2 separate regions of the Homo sapiens genome follow, and region 1 is linked to region 2. The links are chromatin loops, found by intact Hi-C in ENCODE. Cell type or tissue: IMR-90. All regions are shown on one strand. Each heading gives the region's core, and the rest is flanking DNA. Links, peaks and the distances in the headings are about the cores only.

Evidence for each region. A loop is a pair of places that touch in the nucleus more often than their neighbours do. Peaks named below come from ENCODE experiments on the same cell type or tissue, not always from the same donor. Only the 100,000 strongest peaks of a DNase experiment are listed, where the experiment ranks them.
Region 1: it touches region 2 in a loop (2.0-fold over the local background); 1 of 110 quality-filtered maps calls a loop at or near these places.

The regions. Positions count from the first base shown.
Region 1 is chr5:38,719,415-38,728,861 of GRCh38, forward strand. All of the region lies in intron 3 of OSMR-DT (OSMR divergent transcript), which reads right to left. It overlaps LINC01265 (long intergenic non-protein coding RNA 1265), which reads right to left and starts at 859. Exons shown (of 5, transcript NR_104631.1): 1 at 771-859. In IMR-90, for the core only: a CTCF peak has its summit at 5,093; a DNase peak (open chromatin) is centred at 5,057.
Region 2 is chr5:38,602,468-38,611,914 of GRCh38, forward strand. All of the region lies in intron 2 of LIFR-AS1 (LIFR antisense RNA 1), which reads left to right. It also overlaps a transcript of LIFR not described here. Among named protein-coding and RNA genes, the nearest start is that of MIR3650, 50 kb to the left of the region's middle. In IMR-90, for the core only: no CTCF peak of the experiment used is centred there; DNase peaks (open chromatin) are centred at 5,154 and 5,924; H3K27ac peaks cover 718 bases.

The sequences.
Region 1 (9,447 bases), core at 926-8,925, 120 kb after region 2:
TGTGTGTGTCTGTGTGTGTGTGTTTGTGTGTAATTGCTTTGCTCCTTCTTTTGCATGTGAGTAGATCAATCTTAAGGATCAGGACTCATCTCTGTCTCCCCACAACAATGCCTCCAAAAGGGGGGGGGTTCATGACTGTTTCAAAAATAACTTATATTTTTTATGCATGAATCTTCTTTGCTCCTTCCTTCCTTCCTTCCTTCCTTCCTTCCTTCCTTCCTTCTTTCCTTCCTTCCTTTCTCTTCCCTCTCTCCAATCTGTTTCCTCTTTGTCTCCCTTTGCCTCATCCATGCCCCATTCTTTCTCTCCCAACTCCAGGATTGTGTGACTTTTTTCTCTGACCTTTTATCCTCACTGCTTCTTTGGCTATGATTTGAATCTGGGTCACTAGAATAAGCGTGTCCTTCCTTTCTCTGTAGACTATACAGGTTGACTGCTTTGTAGATTTTGGCATTTTGTAGGACATCATATGAATGCAATTTTTCTGGATAACTTAGCAGGGGCCCACATATAGTTGTGCAAATTGTACACTGCACACAGACCTCTACCGAGTGAGCGAATGGGGCAAAACTCTAACCCATGCTACTGTCCCCAAGCTGTGTATCCTGGGAAAGTGCTACATCCACTGAAGGAAAAGTCATGCTTTTGTAATTTGGTGACTAATGCTCAGTCCTAGCAACCAATTATGCACACACAAATAGGCACTGCATAATTGTTTACTACACCACATTCCCTCCAGTCATCTGAATTTACATACTCTCAAAACTCACATGGCTTCCAGCAGTGCACATCCCCACATTCCCTTCCAAGGCAAGTTGGTGTTTGAAAATCACACTGCCATGATTTCACCCCATCACATTTCATCCTATGTGAGTTGGTTTTTCTACAGAAACGATGTGACAAGCAGTGATTATATCCTAAGGGTGACATCACAATCACCTATTTAAGCTATTATACTGTTGAAAATTGTTTATTGCAAAGGAAAGAAATAAGAAAACCCTATTTTTCTATATTACTATTTAAACAATCATAAAAACAATAATCCTAAGTAAGATGTTATTTTGGAAAGATTACATAATTTGAAAGAGGCTGGCCTTCGAAAGAATAGCAGGATTATTAGGAGAGCAGAAGGAGGCAATCGAAACCTCTGTGGGGATGCTGATATACGCTATAGAAGTAAGATTCTGAAAAACTTCAGAGGATGCCAACTAGGTTCTTTGTTTAATCTAATTTCATTGCAAACCCCAGGGTAGTTAAATCTCTAAAATTATTCCTAGGTTCATTAGGCTTAATACAGCTTATTTCTTGGATCACAAAAGGGACCAAGAAAGGAGAGGAAATAACATTTTTTGAATGAGGTAAATAGGCAAGAGTTAGAAGAAACTAAGAAGATAATTGAAATGCATGTCTCACCATGCGTGAGAAGGAAATTAGCTAGCATGGAAATAGCTGAAGTTGAAGCAGTGAGTGTACATGCTCGTCATGAAGTTAGTGGAGCATATTAGTCCTTCTCACACTGCTATCAAGAACTACCTGAGACTGGATAATTTATGAAGAAAAGAGGTTTAGTTGACTCACAGTTCCACAGGCTGTACAAGAGACATGGCTGGGGAGGCCTCGGGAAACTTACAATCATGGTGGAAGGTGAAGGAGAAGCAAGCACCTTCTTCACATGGCAAAGAAGGAGAGAGAGAGCAAGTAAATGAGGAAGTGCTACACACTTTCAAACAACAAGATCTCGTGAGAGCTCACTCACTATCATGAGAGCAGCAAGGGGGAAATCCACCTCCATGATCCAATAACCTCCCACCAGGTCCCTCCCCCAACACTGGGGACTACATTCAACATGAGATTTGGGTGTTAACACAGAGCTAAACCATATCACAGAGGAGACCATGTAAGGCCCTGGAGAACATGTGGGGCTGGGAAGGGCATAGGTGTAATGTGCTGGGACTGATGTTCCTGAAAGGACCATGCTGGCTGCTGTGTTTGTCAGGGATCAAGGTGGAATGTAAGCAATGAACTTGGTTGTAGCAGAATCCAGAATATGAACTGGGTTATATTCTGTATAAATTTTAAAGGTAGAACCATCAACATTAGCTGATGGTTAGTGGTACCTTTGACCCAATGGATTGCTTAACTACAGAGGAGTAGAAGGGAAAGTAAGGAGGAAGCTCTCTGGCTGGGGTTCATGGAAAATGCTGAGGACTAGAGTTCTTTGCTCAGGGCTCTGTCTCCCTGTCTTGACATAACTGCAGCAGTGTGGGCAGAACGGAGTGGTTGGGCTCTGAACTAGACTTATCCACTCGTCTCTCTTGTCTTTCATTCACAAGTACTTAGTGAGGGCCTACTATGTACCAGGCACAATGCTGAATTCTGGGAAGAGAGACAGCTAGTGAACAGGTTCCTCACCCACGGAACTCACAATCTAACCAGAGTCATGCACCCAAAATGACATTTTGGTCAATGACAGATCACTTATACAGTGGTGGCCCCATAAGATTACAATACTGTATTTGGACTGTACCTTTTCTATGTTTAGACATGTTTATATACATGCAAATATTTATATTGTGTTACAGTTGCCTACGGTATTCAGTACAGTAACCTGCTGCACAGGTTTGCAGCCTGGGAGCAAGAGGCTACCCTATATAGCCTGGGTGTGTAGTAGGCTATACCATCTAGGTTTGTGTAAGTGCACTCTATGATGTTCACACAATGTCAAAATAGCCTAAGGACAAATTTCTCAGGGCATATATCCATCATTAAGTGATGCACACCGTATACTGGATTGCTTTATGGATGCAAGTAGGATTTCCCCACGTGCCCTATACCTTTTTACTTCCATTCAATTCTTCTCATGTTATTTCCACCTATTAAAATGTTTTCCTTTCCCTGAGGCCTGTTTTCACCTGTCAAAGTCCTCTCCAGTTCAACTCCCAAGCTGTCTTCTTCATGAAGCCTCCTTCATTTTCTACCGTCCATTTTCAAAGCCCTTTATGGCTACCTTCCCTAGAATGCTCATTGCACTAGAAAGTGCCTTTTCTGTAACTGACTTTCCTCTCTTAAAAGAATCTTGCAACTTATCTTCACCTGGGCTGTAGCTCCTAGCACATAGTAGATAATCAGAAATGACAAAAGAAAGCATGAATGTATTTTCCCAAGAGACAGAATGCAAAGTTAGAAGTGTAGAAGGCCAAGAACTTAGGCAGTATGATAGAGGTGGGGAAAAAGATAATTCAGAGAAAAAGAGAAGGTAGTCACAGAAAGGTCAGATGCAGGAAGAAACCATATTAAGGAAGGGAGGGGCAACGAATTAGCAGAGAGGTCACTAAGGGGTCTCTCTGCAAGGATGGGGTCACTGGATATCTCAGATAGGGTTTTTCTATTAGGATGGTGGAACAGAGGCCAATTTGTAAGAGGGTAACAAATGGATGCAGTGATTGTGGCCAGGTCCAAATTAGCTGTCATTTTCTCTATATTACTACTTATCTGTAGAAGTTGTTAATTAGTCATCCAAAGCATCTTTGTTTCTCAGAGTAAAGTGCAGAAAACAGAAACAATTAGGTATTTCAAGCAGGAGGGGCTGTGGGGGCAGAAGTCAGGAAGCTGCTGATCAAGTGTAGGTTTCAAGGCCAAACCGTGGGTAGCATCCAGAGAACAGGCTGCTGCTGCTTTCACAATTACCAGGGCTGCTGCCTCAACCACCTCATCCCTTGAAGCAGAAGCTGGAGGTCAGCTGTCGAAACACCCGCATCTGTTGGCGCTCACTCATCAGCTGCTATAGCCATGGAGAATGGCCTCTGCCTCCTGTCTGCCTCCCATATCTCTGGCAAGGGCAGCTCTCTGGCTAAACCAAGCTTTCCTGTAGAGCTTGAGTTCCAAGGCAGCGTTGGAAGGCTTTCAGCTTTCCAACCGTTCCAGATAGAAAGGGGATAAAATGGAGGTTGGGGGCGCTCCTCCAAATGTGTGCCATGGCCTCCCACATGGCTGGCAGGTGTGAGGGCCTCTGCCTTGTTACTGTCCCTCTGGGTGGAGGCTGGGTGGGCCGGGGCAGGTGCTGCGACACAAATGGACTTCACCAGGAAGCCTTTCCTGTCTCTCTCCTCCGACTGCAAAATGTTGTTCTCCAGCTCCCTCCTTTGCAATTTCATAGCTCTTTTCTTAATTATACTATGTATTACATCAGCCTGAGTTTTTTGTTAATTAGATATATGTTGTTGCTCTTCTCCCCCGATGACTCATTTCTCAAAATGTATAGACTCAAAATAGAGTTTAGTCACAGAAAGTGTTGTATTATCATTATTGTTATTGTCTCCATTTATCTCTTTCCTAAATCCTAGCCATTCTGTGAGTGCTTGATCTCTGCTTGTTACATTAAGTGGATCCTCAATGCTCCATCTTAATAGGTGGTAATTCCTCCTAAGGACCCCTCCCCCTACCACCCCAATTGTCTTAGTCCGTTCAGGCTGCTATCACAAAATACCATAGACGGGGTAGCTTATAAAAAACAGAGATTTATTTTTCACAGTTCTGGAGGCTGGAGGTCCACGATTAGGGTGCCAGCATGGTCAGGATATGGTGAGGACTCACTTCTAGATTGCAGACTGACATCTTCTCACTGCCTCCTCACATGGCAGAAAGAGGATGAGAGATTTCTTTGGGGGCTCTTTCATAAAGGCACTAATCCCATCCCTGAGGGCTCTGCCCTCATGACTTCATTAGCTCCCAAACCCCACCTCCTAATAGCATCACACTGGGGGTTAGGATTTCAGCATATCAATTTTGGGGGGACACAGTCTGTTGCACCAATACACACATACATAACACCCTCACCCACACACACACACACACACACACACACGGTGACTTCCCTGGTATCATGCCTCCTACCCCCAGGTACATGGTTTTGGGAAAATAAAAGGGATCACCCCTTTACAAAAAATGTGGGGACATCTGTTGTAATAAAATAATATGTTTAATTTTCCTTGGGTGGCCAGAGAGTTCTCAGTCCACACTGACTCCAAGGAGTGACTAACTCTAAGTCAGCAGTGGGGGTTGGCTCACTGAGTAGGATTTGCACCCCCTGCTGCTGTTGCCTTACTCTGTGTTTTGGGGAATGCTGCTGAAGATGAATGAGAGATTTATTGAGATCAACCTCCACTCCCTTGTACCATGCAAGACCTGGATTTGGTTGCCAGTATTTCCTAAATGAGTTTATGGCAGAGTTGCTGTAACACATTTTTATCAAACTGAATATTTTATACTGAAACCTATGTGAATACCATTAATATTATACTGTATCATACTCTGAAGGTTCAGTCTAATGACACAAGCATCTTTTTTTTTAAACCTCATGAATGACGGACTAGGTCAGGCTTCCACATGGTGAGGAGGCAAAGAGAGACGCCACTTGGGAACAGGATTGGCTTTTCTATTGGGTAGTTCTCTGTGATAATGGGTTTTGGTGACAGGATTTTGCACAGCTGCCCTTACTAAGGAATCAGATGAGGTTTTGCTCACTTAAAGTGCCTCAAAGGTATTTTCTTAGTATAATAGGATACAATAATAATAACTGAACAGCTGAATTTGGAGGTAAAGTCAAGACAATATGATTATCATCTTTCTGTCTAAGGCATCTGATTTGCTGGCGTTTACGTTTATCGCCAGCTGGAGGTGGGCATCTACCGTTTTTGAGGGCTCTTGACATCTCCTCCTCCTTCAAATAAGAATCAACAAATCTAGTCCGAAGGGGACACTATGGGTCAGGGCTGTGTTATGTACAGGGTTTTGCCCTTGGGAAGGAGATTGTCTCCCTGAGCAGGGAAGGAAGCCCCATAGCTTCACCGACAGCAGGCAGTAGTAAGGACCAGTTAGGTCCCTGGGATTCCCCAGCCAGGCAGCCCACTTTCTTTACTTTTTTTCTTTTCTTTGGCAAGACCCCTCTATTTGTCCTCTCAGTACAATGCAAATACCCGAGAGAGAGTCACATGGCCTCTCCAACTATTCTTGTTTCCGCCTGAGTTTGGAAGTTCCTCCAGGGCCTTTCTGTAGCAGGCATTCATCCCCTTGGCTGAAAAGGAGTTCCCTGGGAGCTGTGTGGGATCAGCGCCAGGGACACTAAGGAGTATATAAGACGAACAGGGGGTCTTTTCTTTGAGAACACAGTCCCATGGCAACCCGCCGGGAGGTCCCTGCTCAGAGCCAGCCTGCCTGGCAGAACTCATTTACTTAGCATTGCCTTGAATTATTCATCAGCTCTTGCAGAGGAACAAAATGCAGAGTCATTTTGTCTCCTCCAGAACTGGCTGTCCTACTCTTTGACCTCAGGAAATCTGAAAATTCACCGTGAGCATCCTGAACTCTCCAGCGCACTTTGGACAGGGACAGGAAAGGGTCTTATCATCTTCCCCTTCGATGTAAGGATGAGTCCTGCTGAGCGGGTGTCTCTGGCTACTGGGGCCTTTGGGCTGTGCCTTGTTCCTCTTCTCGCTGTTCATTAGGACAGGCTGTATCTCAGGCCTCCCACTGGATGGCCCTAATATCTTGACAGGTACTGGAGGTTGGAACACATTCCCCTTCTTGACCCTGGGGCCATGCTTAGCCTCCCAGGCTTCCCTTCCTACAAGCTCCACACTCCTAGGCCCGGGCAACCCTTCTTCACATAAGAACATACATGGGAAACACAGAAGGGACCTTCTCCCCATTGCCCCTGAACTTAAGCCTGCAACAACCCCACCACCTTTACTTTCAGTCCAAGCCCTTGAATTCTACTTCTCCAAGGAAATGTGATCCACCAGGCAAAAGCTCTGATTTCCTCCCTCTGCCACTAAACTTACCCACTGATACCCACTGTCTTCATACTTTTCTCTGTCTCCCTTTTTGACTGAAAGAAATATTTTCTCTTAAAACATTGCTGTCTCTAGCTATGCCCTGGAACATCTCCCTTTGCCCGAAAACCCTGCTCCTTCACTCATGCCCTGCTCGCTTCTGTTCAATCCTCTTCCAGAGAGGCAATGTGGCATGCTAATTAGGGCGCTGGTGGCCTGAGAGTGAGTGCTAGTGCTGCCACCTGCCAGATGTGTGACCTGGGGCAGTTGCAGAGTGCCTTCAGCAATGTAGTAGATATTAGTAACTTCTGGTGATCAGAGGTAGAGCAGTCCTTGACAACCTCTAACAAGCCTATGTTACCATGACAGCAAGTCTGAGGTCAAATTCAGATAAAAGTACAAATATTTATTGGCAAGCAGGCACCAAACTACCACAAATCTGTTATTGCAAGCTTGGTTTCTGCTTGCTGTGTCCTCAAGCACTCTGACAAGCACCTTGCACATAGATGGAACAATACTCTGACAGCAGGACCAGTGTATTAGTCTATTTTCACACTGCTGTAAAAAACTACCCGAGACTGGGTAACTTATAAATAAAAGAGGTTTAGTTGACTCACAGTTCCGAATGGCTGGGGATGCCTCAGGAAACACAATCATGGCGGAAGGCAAAGGGGAAGCAAGGCAATTAAGTCTTACATGGCGGCGAGAGAGAGAGAGAGAGAGAGTGAAAAGGAAAGTGCCTTGCTTTTAAACCTTCAGATCTCATGAGAACTGTATTATGAGAACAGCAAGGGGAAGGCCACCCCCATGATCTAATGACTTCCCACCAGGCTTCTCCTCTGACACGTGGGGATTACAATTGGAAATAAGATTTGGATGGAGACACAGAGCCAAACCATATCAACCAGCAGGCAAGACTGGGGAGAAGGGGCCTGGGGGACATAGCCACCTTTGGGGTATAGGTTTCTGATTAGTAGACTTCGAATGTTAACTACCTACCCCAAGGGCTAAGTTATATATACAAATGTCGCACTGAAGTTTACGTTGAATTTATTTATTTATTTATTTTGAGATGGAGTCTTGCTCTGTCACCCAGGCTGCAGTGCAGTGGCATGATCTGGCTCACTGCAACCTCTGCCTCCCAGGTTCAAGTGATTCTCCTGCCTCAGCCTCCCAAGTAGCTGGGATTACAGGTGCCCAGCACCACGCCTGGCTAATTTTTGTGTTTTTGGTAGAGATGGTGATTCACCATGTTGGCCTGTCTAGTCTTGAACTCCTGACCTTAGGTGATCCACCCGCCTCGGCCTCCCAAAGTGCTGGGATTACAGGCGTGCACCACCATGCCCGGCCTACATTGAAATATTTTAAAGTAAATTACCATACAAACAGTATAGCAGTAAATGACTTAACCTTTCTGTGCCTCAGTTTCTTCATTCTGTAAAATGGCAATAATAATGGTGTCTACCCTACGGCAATGTTAGGAGGATTAAATGAGTTGGTTAATACATATAAAACATTTGAAACTGAGCTTGGCACATAGTAATTACACACTCAGTACCTTCGTTGTTATTTTCTTTCTCTAACTCACTTATTCCCAGCAACCCACAGAATTCTTCCTTAGACCTCACGTATCTTTACATCCTCTTTGCTGCCAAATTTCTTCAAAGCCTAAGCTTTACTCTATGCCTCTATTCAATCAATTCGACACCAATTTTCCACTTGATTGTACATTTTTATCATAATACCTTATTTAATTCACCAAACATTGCTAAGTTAACAAATATACTGGGCATCCTGTGCTAGGTGCTGAGAAGGACTTCAAGAGATGTATTTAGTGAATGTAACTCTTTAAGGAGCTTATGGTAGAGTTAGAGAAAAGAATGCACAACTGAATTCCTTGAAGACCGGGGCCTCGACTTAAAATGTGATTATAGGGAGTGGAGTGGAAGGGGTCAAAATGTAAATATAAAGTACAAGTAGGACTGTTTATTTCTCACATATGGAAAAGACTCACTACGCTTAGCACAACAGACACCACATGTTAACATTCCTAAGAGTTATGAAGTTCTAAAAATAGGGGGAATAGAAGAATACAGGCTTTCCTCAATTCAAGGGTGTTTTATGTTTGACATAAGATACTTTCACATATCTTAGGACCCAAAGAAAGGCAAAATCTAATTAAATGACCATTTTGAGCAGAAGTTGAAATTTTGCTTGAGCAGCAAAAGAATGAGTTATTGTCACCTGAACATAAAGGCCATGGCTGAGGGGCACCACTTTTGAGTGTTCTCAAGATTGAGGCAGCAAGTAAGAATCTAATAAAGATCTAGGCCAATATCTTTGATTGCTGTGCAACTTCCAACAAGCGGAGAAAGCAATGCAAAAAAAAAAGTGATGCCCAGAAATTGACAGATTGACCCAGATTATTCCCCAGCTAAGTCTTATTTCAGAAAGAGGTAGAATTGGATATAGAAATGTTTAAGAATATCAACTCAACAGTATTACTACTTTTGCGTTAGGAATCTGTGCACATTTGGTATTTTAGGCATGTGAGTTATAAATAGGTCAGTCTTGACATTTCAATTAAAATGTTAATTAACTAATTTAGAGTTTTAAT
Region 2 (9,447 bases), core at 916-8,915:
CATCATCTTCTCTTTGAGGCCTTCTCTTTTCTTTTTTTTTTCTCCATCTCTTCTTCTTTTACATCCATTGTATATACCTGTTTTCCAGCATTAGCGGGCTAAATTCTAATTCCTTGTTTAGGTTTTTATCTTGCCGTCTAAATTCTGAGTTCTTCAAGGACAGGGGCCTTATCTCATGATTTCACTCCCCTCTGCAGCTAGCACAATGCTTCTAAAACTGTATTCCTTGGATTGCTAGTCTTATTGTTACAGGTAGTTAGACAGGCAAGAGTGGAGCAGGAAAAGGATCTTCTTCCCCCACCCACTAGGAATGTCAGATGATGGTTCGACAATTATCACACTGACTCTCTCAGGAAGAGACAAGCTCCTGCTGATCCACAGCTGTTAACATTACAGTGTTAATTGCATGCAGACACCTGGGAAAAACAACTTCCTGGGAATACGCATTAAAAGACAAAATGGAGTATGACCTTCCAGGGGCACACCACTGGAGAAGGGAAGAGAGCCTCAGACGTGCATGCTTACAACTTCCTAAACATACTGCGCACGCTTAATTCCCAAGGGTAAGGCAGGCACTGTGCACGCGGGCCGCCCACCCGAAGGAAAGAATCACCCTAAGGGAAAAGGGTACAAGATGGCAGCCTATAAAGTCCCAGGGTCAAGGTTAAACACTGCACTTGTTCTCCAAGGCACCCACTGGATCTCTTCCACGTGTTCTTTCCTTTCTTTCCTCTTCTAAAGCATTTTTAATAAACTTCCACTTCTACTTTGAAACTTGCCTTGGTCTCTTTTCTTGCCTTATGCCCCTCAGTTGAATTCTTTCTTCTGAAGAGGCAAGAATTGAGGTTGCTGTAGACCTGTACGGATTTGCCGCTGGTAACTGAGATACCTTCCACCAGTCACACTATGAGTTATTTTAAAAGGTATTCTTGAAATGAGAATCTGTGGTCAAATAAATTTTGGAAAAACTGCATATTCACATTACCTGTGAGCTCAGAGAAGTCTTTCAGCAGAAACCTGTTTAATCTGGTTTAACTCTGTCCCTTCCAAACCCAAGGTCAGGGAAAGACCCTTAAGCAGATCCTTACAACGTATGTGCAAGAAGCAAAGGTAGAGATGCGCCCAGACAAAGGGTGATGTGGGAAAACAGAGAAGGGGCTGCCCCAGGGTCCAGGGGTTCTGGAAGCATTTTTGGAAAAAAATGATCTCCATCACTCACAAGAAGATAATGGCCAATTTAACCCTCAGAAAGAAAACTTCCTAGTTTTCTAATGTCTCCAGGGACTAAACTTCAGGATTGAATGTAACTATCCAAGGGTTTTATTACCCAGGAAGGTCAAGTCTTCAGGATGTTTTCTTCTCTTATTCATTCCTGTGGTCAGACTCAACTTTGAACTGGTCTACTCCACAGATGAACCACATCCTTCAACTCACTTAACAGCATCTATTATCCTATTGTTGCTTATATTTTTCTGGTTATGTCCTAATGATCTCCAGCCACAATACCGGAGGGCAGCCACTGGTCATTTACGCTGTCATCTCATGGACTCTAAGAGGCCCAAGCACATAGTGAGACTCAACAAATGTTTATTAAATGCAGTGAACACGAGCATAATCTAATTCTTCCTATTTGCCTTGAGGTGGCAGAGATGCAAATGTGGTGACCCAGAGCCTGAACTTGGGCACTTGGAGCTCATGTGGAGCATTTTCTGCAGTGGCTGAGGCTGAGCTGGGCAGAACTTTTCTTCGCTGCCTCTATCTAGAAGAAAGGAAATTAACTAGTCCTACTGAACTCCCAGACCTGTGGAGAGGAGAAAGGGGCAAGGCAGCAGAAAGGGGCAAGGCAGCGTCTCTGACTTGGATATCCAGCACATTCCCCCAGAGACAGCCATTTGTTTTGTAAACCAAAGGGTGTCTGAGACAAGTCTCAATCAATTTAGAAAGCTTATTTTGCCAAGGCTGGGAGTGGTGGATCACACCTGTAATCCCAACATTTTGGAAAGCTGAGTTGGGCGGATCACCTGAGGTCAGGAGTTTGAGACCAGCCTGGCCAACATAGTGAAACCCCATCTCTACTAAAAATACAAAAATTAGCTGGTGGTGGGCACCTGTAATCTCAGCTACCCGGGAGGCTGAAGCAGGAGAATTCCTTGAACCTGGGAGGCGGAGGTTGCAGTGAGCCGAGATTGCGCCGTTGCACTCCAGCCTGGGCGACAGGGCAAGACTCTGTCTCAAAAAAAAAAACAAAACAAAAAACAAGTTTATTTTGCTAAGATGAAGGACACCCCATGGCACAGCCCCAGGAGGTGCTGACAACATGTGCGTAAGGTGGTCGGTGTACAGCTTGCTTTTATACATTTTAGGGAGACAGGAGACATCACTCAATACATGTAAGATTTACATTGCTTTGATCTGGAAGGGCAAGACAACTCAAAGGGAGAGGGGCAGCTTCCAGGTCATAGGTAAATTTAAGCGTATTCTGACTGGTGATTGGTTGAAAGAGTTACTCTCAGTATTATTATCAGTAGAAAGGAATGTCTGGGTTATGATAAGGGGTTGTGGAGACCAAGGTTTTATCATGCAGATGAAGCCTTCAAGTAACAGGCCTCCGAGAGAATAGACTATAAAGGTTTCTTGTCAGACTTCAGGTTTGTGTTGATACTAATACTGGAGGGGTACAATGAGGCACGTCTGGCCTCCACTTTACATCATGGCCTGAACTTGTCTTTCAGCTTAAATTTTAGAGGGCCCTGAGGGGTGAGTTTTATTTTTGGTTTGCAGTTTTACGGACACTGGGCTATATTTCCCATTTTGCATAGAGGCAGGCACCACATAGAGACTAAGAGCAAGCACTGTGTTCAATGTACGGACTGGAATCCTTGCTTCACTACTTGCTCGCTTTGTGATTCTAGGCAAATTTCTTGACCTCTCTGTGCCTAAGTTTTCTCATCTGTAAAATGGGGGGTGATAATCACAGTACCCCTTCCTCCTAGGATTCTTATGAAAATTAAATGAGTTGCTATTCATGTAGAATTTAGAAGCAAGTGCTATTTAAGTGTGTGAAAGGAAAATAAATTTTGGGACCCCCAAATCACAAAGCCAAAGGGAAAAGCCAAGCTGGGAACTGCTTAGAGCAAACCTGCCTCTCGTTCTATTCCTAAAAAAAGATACCTGCTAAGATAAAAAAAGCTACATACCTTCCTCACAGGGAAATTCCCTGTGGACAAAGGACAGACAGAACTCAAAGTCACCCCTCTGCTCATGGAGGTAAATGCATAGCTGATTGTTTCCTTTGGAAAGGCTAATCAGAAATTCCAAAGATTGCAACCATTTGTCTCTTACCAACCCATGACCTGGAATCCCTCTCCTCGCTTGGAGTTGTCCCGCCTTTCCAGACAGAACCAATGTACATGTTACGTATATTGATTGATGTCTCATGTCTTCCTAAAATGTATAAAACCCAGATGTGCCCCGACCACCTCGTCGTCAGGACCTCCTGAGGAAGTGTCATGGGTATGTGTCCTTAATTCTGGCAAAATAAACTTCCTAAATTGACTGAGACCTGTCTCAGATAGTTGGGGTTCACAAGTGTTTGTGAAATCACTCAATCAATGTTAGTTGCTATGTTGGGGCAGATCTAGAATAAGACCATGGATAATGTGTGAGGCCGTTCTTGCATTGCTATGAAGAAATGCCTGTGATGGGAATTTATAAGAAGAGAGGTTTAATTGGCTCACCATAGCTCTGCAGGCTGTACAGAAAACAGTGTCAGCATTTGCTCGGCTTCAGGAGGCCTCAGGGAGCTTTTACTCATGGCAGAAGATGAAACAGGGGCAGGCCTATCACATGGAGAAAGCAGGACAGAGAGAAAGAGAGAGAGTGAGAAAGAGAGAGACAGAGAGACGGTTCCACACACTTTTAAATTACCAGATCTAGCCAGGAACCCATCACAAAGACAGCACCAAGCCATGACCCAAACACCTCCCACCAGGCCCCACCTCCAGCATTAGGGATTATAATTCAACAGGAGATTTGGATGGGGTCAAATATTCAAACTCTGTCAGATAATTACCTGCGAGCACAAATTATCTATATTGCCGGCACCTACTGTTTAAAAATAGTAATAAGAGCTGCTGCTTTCACATCTGATTCCATCCTAAACATTAACTAGAAGGTGGGCATTATTTCCATGTTTTATTGAGTAAACAGGCTCAGAGGTTAACATGCTCAGTGCTGCACAGTTGCATATTAGGTGGCAGAGCCAGGTTCCAAATTCATGCCTGTCCCACTGCCAAGCCCAATACCTTTCCATCAAGGACACTTTCTTTTTTTTCCCCCATGGGGAAAGTTTGGTTTAGAGGCAACCCAGTACATCCCCATGACTTACTTGTTGGCAAGTGGTTCATAAACCACTTACATCACACAATTCATATCATATCCAACCTGTGTGTTCAGAATTAATTAGTATTTATTATAAAAGTTAAACTGATATGCAACATTTGTTTTTAAACAAAAAAAAATTAATAGCAAGTCTCTTTCCTTCTTCACCTTTTCCATCCCCACTAGTTCCTAAAGTCTTAGGGAACATCAAAAATCATCTGTTCATTTGTAAACATATTTTTTAAAAATAGTATTTAGAAATGAGATTATACACTGTTTGGTATCTTCTTTGGATTATTTAACATTTATCTAAGCTATTTTAAATCCAAGCACTCATTCTTAGAATCGTCTTATATTTGTTGGGATGTTTTGGTTGAAAGTCTACTGATGGCACTTACAGCTCAGGGTCACAGCCTGTATGTATAACCAGAGCCTGTGGGCTCATTGTGCCTCGCATTTTCATCTAAGAAAGGTCCTTATCATATTCTATGTGCATCAGATACCTCCTCAGATCAGAGCAGGGGTCTGTGGCTAGAATTATAAAATCTTTTTTGTCTATCTGGGCTTTTTCAAAACAAAGCCTTCAATATTCAACATAGCTCTCAAACTCCCATCTTCACTCCCAGCCTTCTGTTTTGCTCTCTCTCTCACTCTCTCTCATATGCACTCTCTCTCTCTCTCTCTCTCTCTGTCATTCACAAGCTTTCCTTTCTCGAACCCTATTGAAAATTACCATGCATTCCTCCTTCTAGCAGAATAGAACGTCTTGCACAAGAGGAGTGGAACAGCGGTCAGAGCATTACAGCTGACTCATCTTGACCAGAGAAGGTTACAGCTGGAGGCCCCAGAGATTGCCCACTTCCCCCCTCCATTTGACAGCAAGGGAAACAATGGCCAGAGAGGATCTGGAACTTTCTCTCAATTTCAGTGAAGGCCAGAGGTAAAATCAGGATTGTCTGAAGACAAGTAAGGTCAGGTGCATAGGGTTATATGTAGGAGTATAGTTAACAGGTGTCAGAAACTTGGATTTAATTTAGAGGTGGTTAGGACATGCATAATATTTTTCAACTATGCGTGAAATCTGGGATTCTGCATTTATTTAAAATATAGGATTGTCCATTAATTCTTTCTCTTGAGAGGGCGCTTCTTTCAGAAATGATCTAGGCACTTACAAACATTTTAAAAATATATACACGTGAGATCATACTTTCATAGTGATATAAGCATCATTGCTCATATCCCTAATGAACAGATGGGGAAAAGGAGGTAGAGACAGAGAGAGAGACAGAGAGTCAGCAACTCACCACAAGAATCTCCTGGTTGCCTGTCTGGGCTTCTGTCAGCTCCATTTAGTTGAATTTCTATTCAATATTATTACTGAGGTCTTATACTTAAGAACATGTTCTTTGGGTTTCCTGCTTATCTCCAAGCTGAAGAATTTATTTTCTTCTATTTGCTTTTCCAATCTTCAGCTTCCATGACCTTAAAAAAAAAAGTACACAAACTGAGCTGGTCTAAGAGCAGCCTGTTTGCAACCTGATATGAGACCTGGAATGCAACCAGATAAACCTTGGTGTAGGGTTCTCTAAACACATTCAACATTTTTTCCAAGAGGCAATCGGTTTATTTCCTTTGAAATGCTTGATGATGAATTAACAGTACATTTTCGAAACTATTGAAAGAGCAGAGGTAAAATGGTAGTTATACATGTCGGAATGGGAAATAGAGAACTATGGAATTTATCTTACTTTGAAGCTTAAACCCCTTTTAATATTCCTTGTATTTAGCCACATGTATTTTTAAGGTGGAAATTAGTTAATGGAATATTCTCATAGTCCATACTTTTTATTAAGGTTGATGTTTGATGAACCAGATAATGTCTACTCACTTTCTGCTTTAAAGTTTATAATTCTTGATAAAAGGAAAAGTGGTGAATTATGTGAGCCAACCCTGGAAAGTATTTCCGTATTGAGTTTTGTTTGTTTCAAAGAACCTACTGTACATATGCAAAAAAATATGTCTTATCAATTGTTTTACCAAAGCCATGAGTCCCCTTGTCAGTGTAGACAGAATCAGTTGTCTTTCTGTATGAGAATATCATGGAAAAGCACAGATGTAACAAGCGTTCCTTCCAAACCTAAGTGGTAGAATTATGTGACTTAAACTGTGGAGTCAGGACTAATCTCACAGGCTTTCAAAATTGCTCCCTCTTATCTCTTTAACCTCCCTTTCCTCTTTTATCTAAGGAGGGAGAGTGAAATAAGTAAATAATCCTGGATTTGTGAGAGTGGAAGGAAAGGTATTATGACTTTTAAGGTCCTATTTTAATACCTTTGACTAATGAGACATTAATTACAGTGTTGAATAAATCTTGAGATGATTTCAAAGCAAAGCCTGCTCTTTTTTCCTTCCACTGATTTAATATCTAGGGAGTTCCATCCTATGAAGGGCAGTTTCTTCTCATTAGCTATCTTCAACAGTCCGGGCCAAATAGGACATTTGAGTCCTTTTAAAGCGGCCTTCAAGTCCCCTCTCAGCCCTTTTAAATGCTGCCTTGTCAGTTCATGTCCAGCAGCCCTAAGCAGAGTTCAGTCAACATCTTCCCTCTCCTCCAAGTCTTTGCAAATGCTCTTCTCCTCCTGGCTGCCTGGCATTGCTGCTTAACCCAGAGACTTAAAGTCTCTCCCACTGCCCGCTTGCTGAGCCACAGTCACAATCATGACCTTCAGAGTTTCTCTTGCTGCCTGGGCCCAAACTGCCATCTCCACCAATGTCTTCACCAGCACCACCATCCTTGCCGCCTGTTGCCAATACTCACAAAAGCCACAGCCTAACAGTCACCACTAAATTCTTCATCAGAGCTTCTGCTGTTAGCTCTAGGACAACGGTTCTCACCCAGGGGCCATTTTCTACCCACTCCCCTCAGTCCCAGGGAACATTTGGCAACGTCTGTACACATTTTTTCGTTGTCACAACTTGGGGAGGTGAATGCCACTGGCATCCAGTGTGTCAAAGGCAAGAAAGCTGCTTAAGAATTTACAATACACAGGAGGACCTCCATAACAAAGGCTTACCCAGCCCCAGATGTCAACAGTGCTGAGGTGGAAAACCTTGCTCTAGGAGTTAGTGGAGGCCTTTATTCTCTTTCTGTACCTTTGGCAAAAAAACAAAGATAGAAGAAAACAAAACACAATCTGTCCTCCAGGCACACAGCTAGAACCCTCTGTTCTCTTCCCTACTTCTCAGTTTAGGATTGGAGAGAAAACAAGTGGGATTTTGTAGAACCTGCCTTTTCATTTATGGCGTGGGTCCTCCCTCATCTGGGCAGAGGCTGGGACAGACAGGCTCTGTCTGAACAGAAGAACCCATTTACGCCAGAGGTTCTCAACACTGGCTGCACATTAGATTCATAACATCTAACATTTTAAAAATACTGAAAATACAGATATTCAGAATTCAAATGGAATTGGCCTGTGATGAGGCCTGGGTGATACCTTTTAAAAACTCTCTGGGCTGGGCACAGTGGCTCACCCCTGTCATCCCTGCCCTTTGGGAGGCTGAGTGGGGCGGATCACTAGAGGCCAGGAGTTTGAGACCAACCTGGCCACCATGGTGAAACCCTGTCTCTCCTAATAATACAAAAATTAGCCGGGCATGGTGGCATGCTCTTCTAGTCCCAGCTACTTGGAAGGCTGAGGCACAAGAATTGCTTGAACCCGGAAGGTGGAGGTTGCAGTGAGCCAAGATTGTGCCACTGCACTCTAGCCTGGGCAACAGAGTCAAAATGTGTCTCAAACAAAACAAAACACTCTCTAGATCATACTGACACGCAGCCAGAGCTAATAACCCCTTGGACCGGTCACCCACGCAGCGGGGAAGAGAACAGATACCCCTGAAGAACTGAATGAAGTTATTCTTCCAGGATCTTTTTAGTGCTAAAAAACATCTCATCTTCCAGTAGGAGGGAAGTCATTTAACTGTGTGGTCAGCATGGGTCATCTGGGCAGATACAGATTATTTCAGATTATTTGATGTTCTTAACTGGAGTCTTTCTATGGCTTGAATTGAAGCTTATTTTTAATAATAAAAAAGTTTTAATATTTATCAAAATCAGGAAAAGAGGGTAAATTAGATTAAAAGCCATCCTCATAATTAAGCACTCTATGCTAGCTATTTATTTGTCTTAGAAAAAAATGATTCTTTCCTCTTTTAGAAAGATACAATAATTCTAAATTAAAGCTTCGAGATAAATTATGACTTATGAAGAATAATGGGATAGTATCATAAATAAAAAACATTGTCTGCATGAAATATGACCACTCTAATTCTGTACATTTCCTCCCCATTTCAATACAATGAAGTTTTTACAAGGCAAATTAATCTAGCATTAACCTTGAAATGATTACCCTACCTTACTGATGAAACTGATAAAACAAAAATACTTTTAATGCTAAAGAATCTTGTTAAATTCTCTATAACTTAAGCAAACTATATCTAATTTCTCTTTTTTTTCCCCCATTCTTTAGCCACACACTTAGCATTCTGTAGCAAAATAATCACTGGACCCCAAGTGAGAAGCCTGAGTTCTGGTTCAGGCCATAGAACTGCTTTATAAAGTCAATTAACTTTGCTGGGCTGCTTCTTCATCAGTAAAGTAAAGGCATCACCAGGTGATATATAAGATCGCCTCCATGTTTAGGAATTAGTAGGAAGGCAGATTATTGGTTTGACAACCCTCAATCAAATGAAATGCCTGGTTTTCTGTCCTGGCATATAGTGTAGGAACACGTTATATGTAAAATATGGTATATATGCACATATATAACATACACACACACATATGTATATATAAAAATTAACATATATGTTATGTATATATAAATTAACATATATGTGTTTATATAATATATAACAACATATATAATATATATGATATATATATAAATTAACATTTACTGAGCACTCTGCTAAAGAAATAAGGTAGTGCTATGGAGAATTCAAAGAATTAGCAATTATATCCCTAAGGTTTTACTATAAAAATTATAATTTAGGCCGGGCACGGTGGCT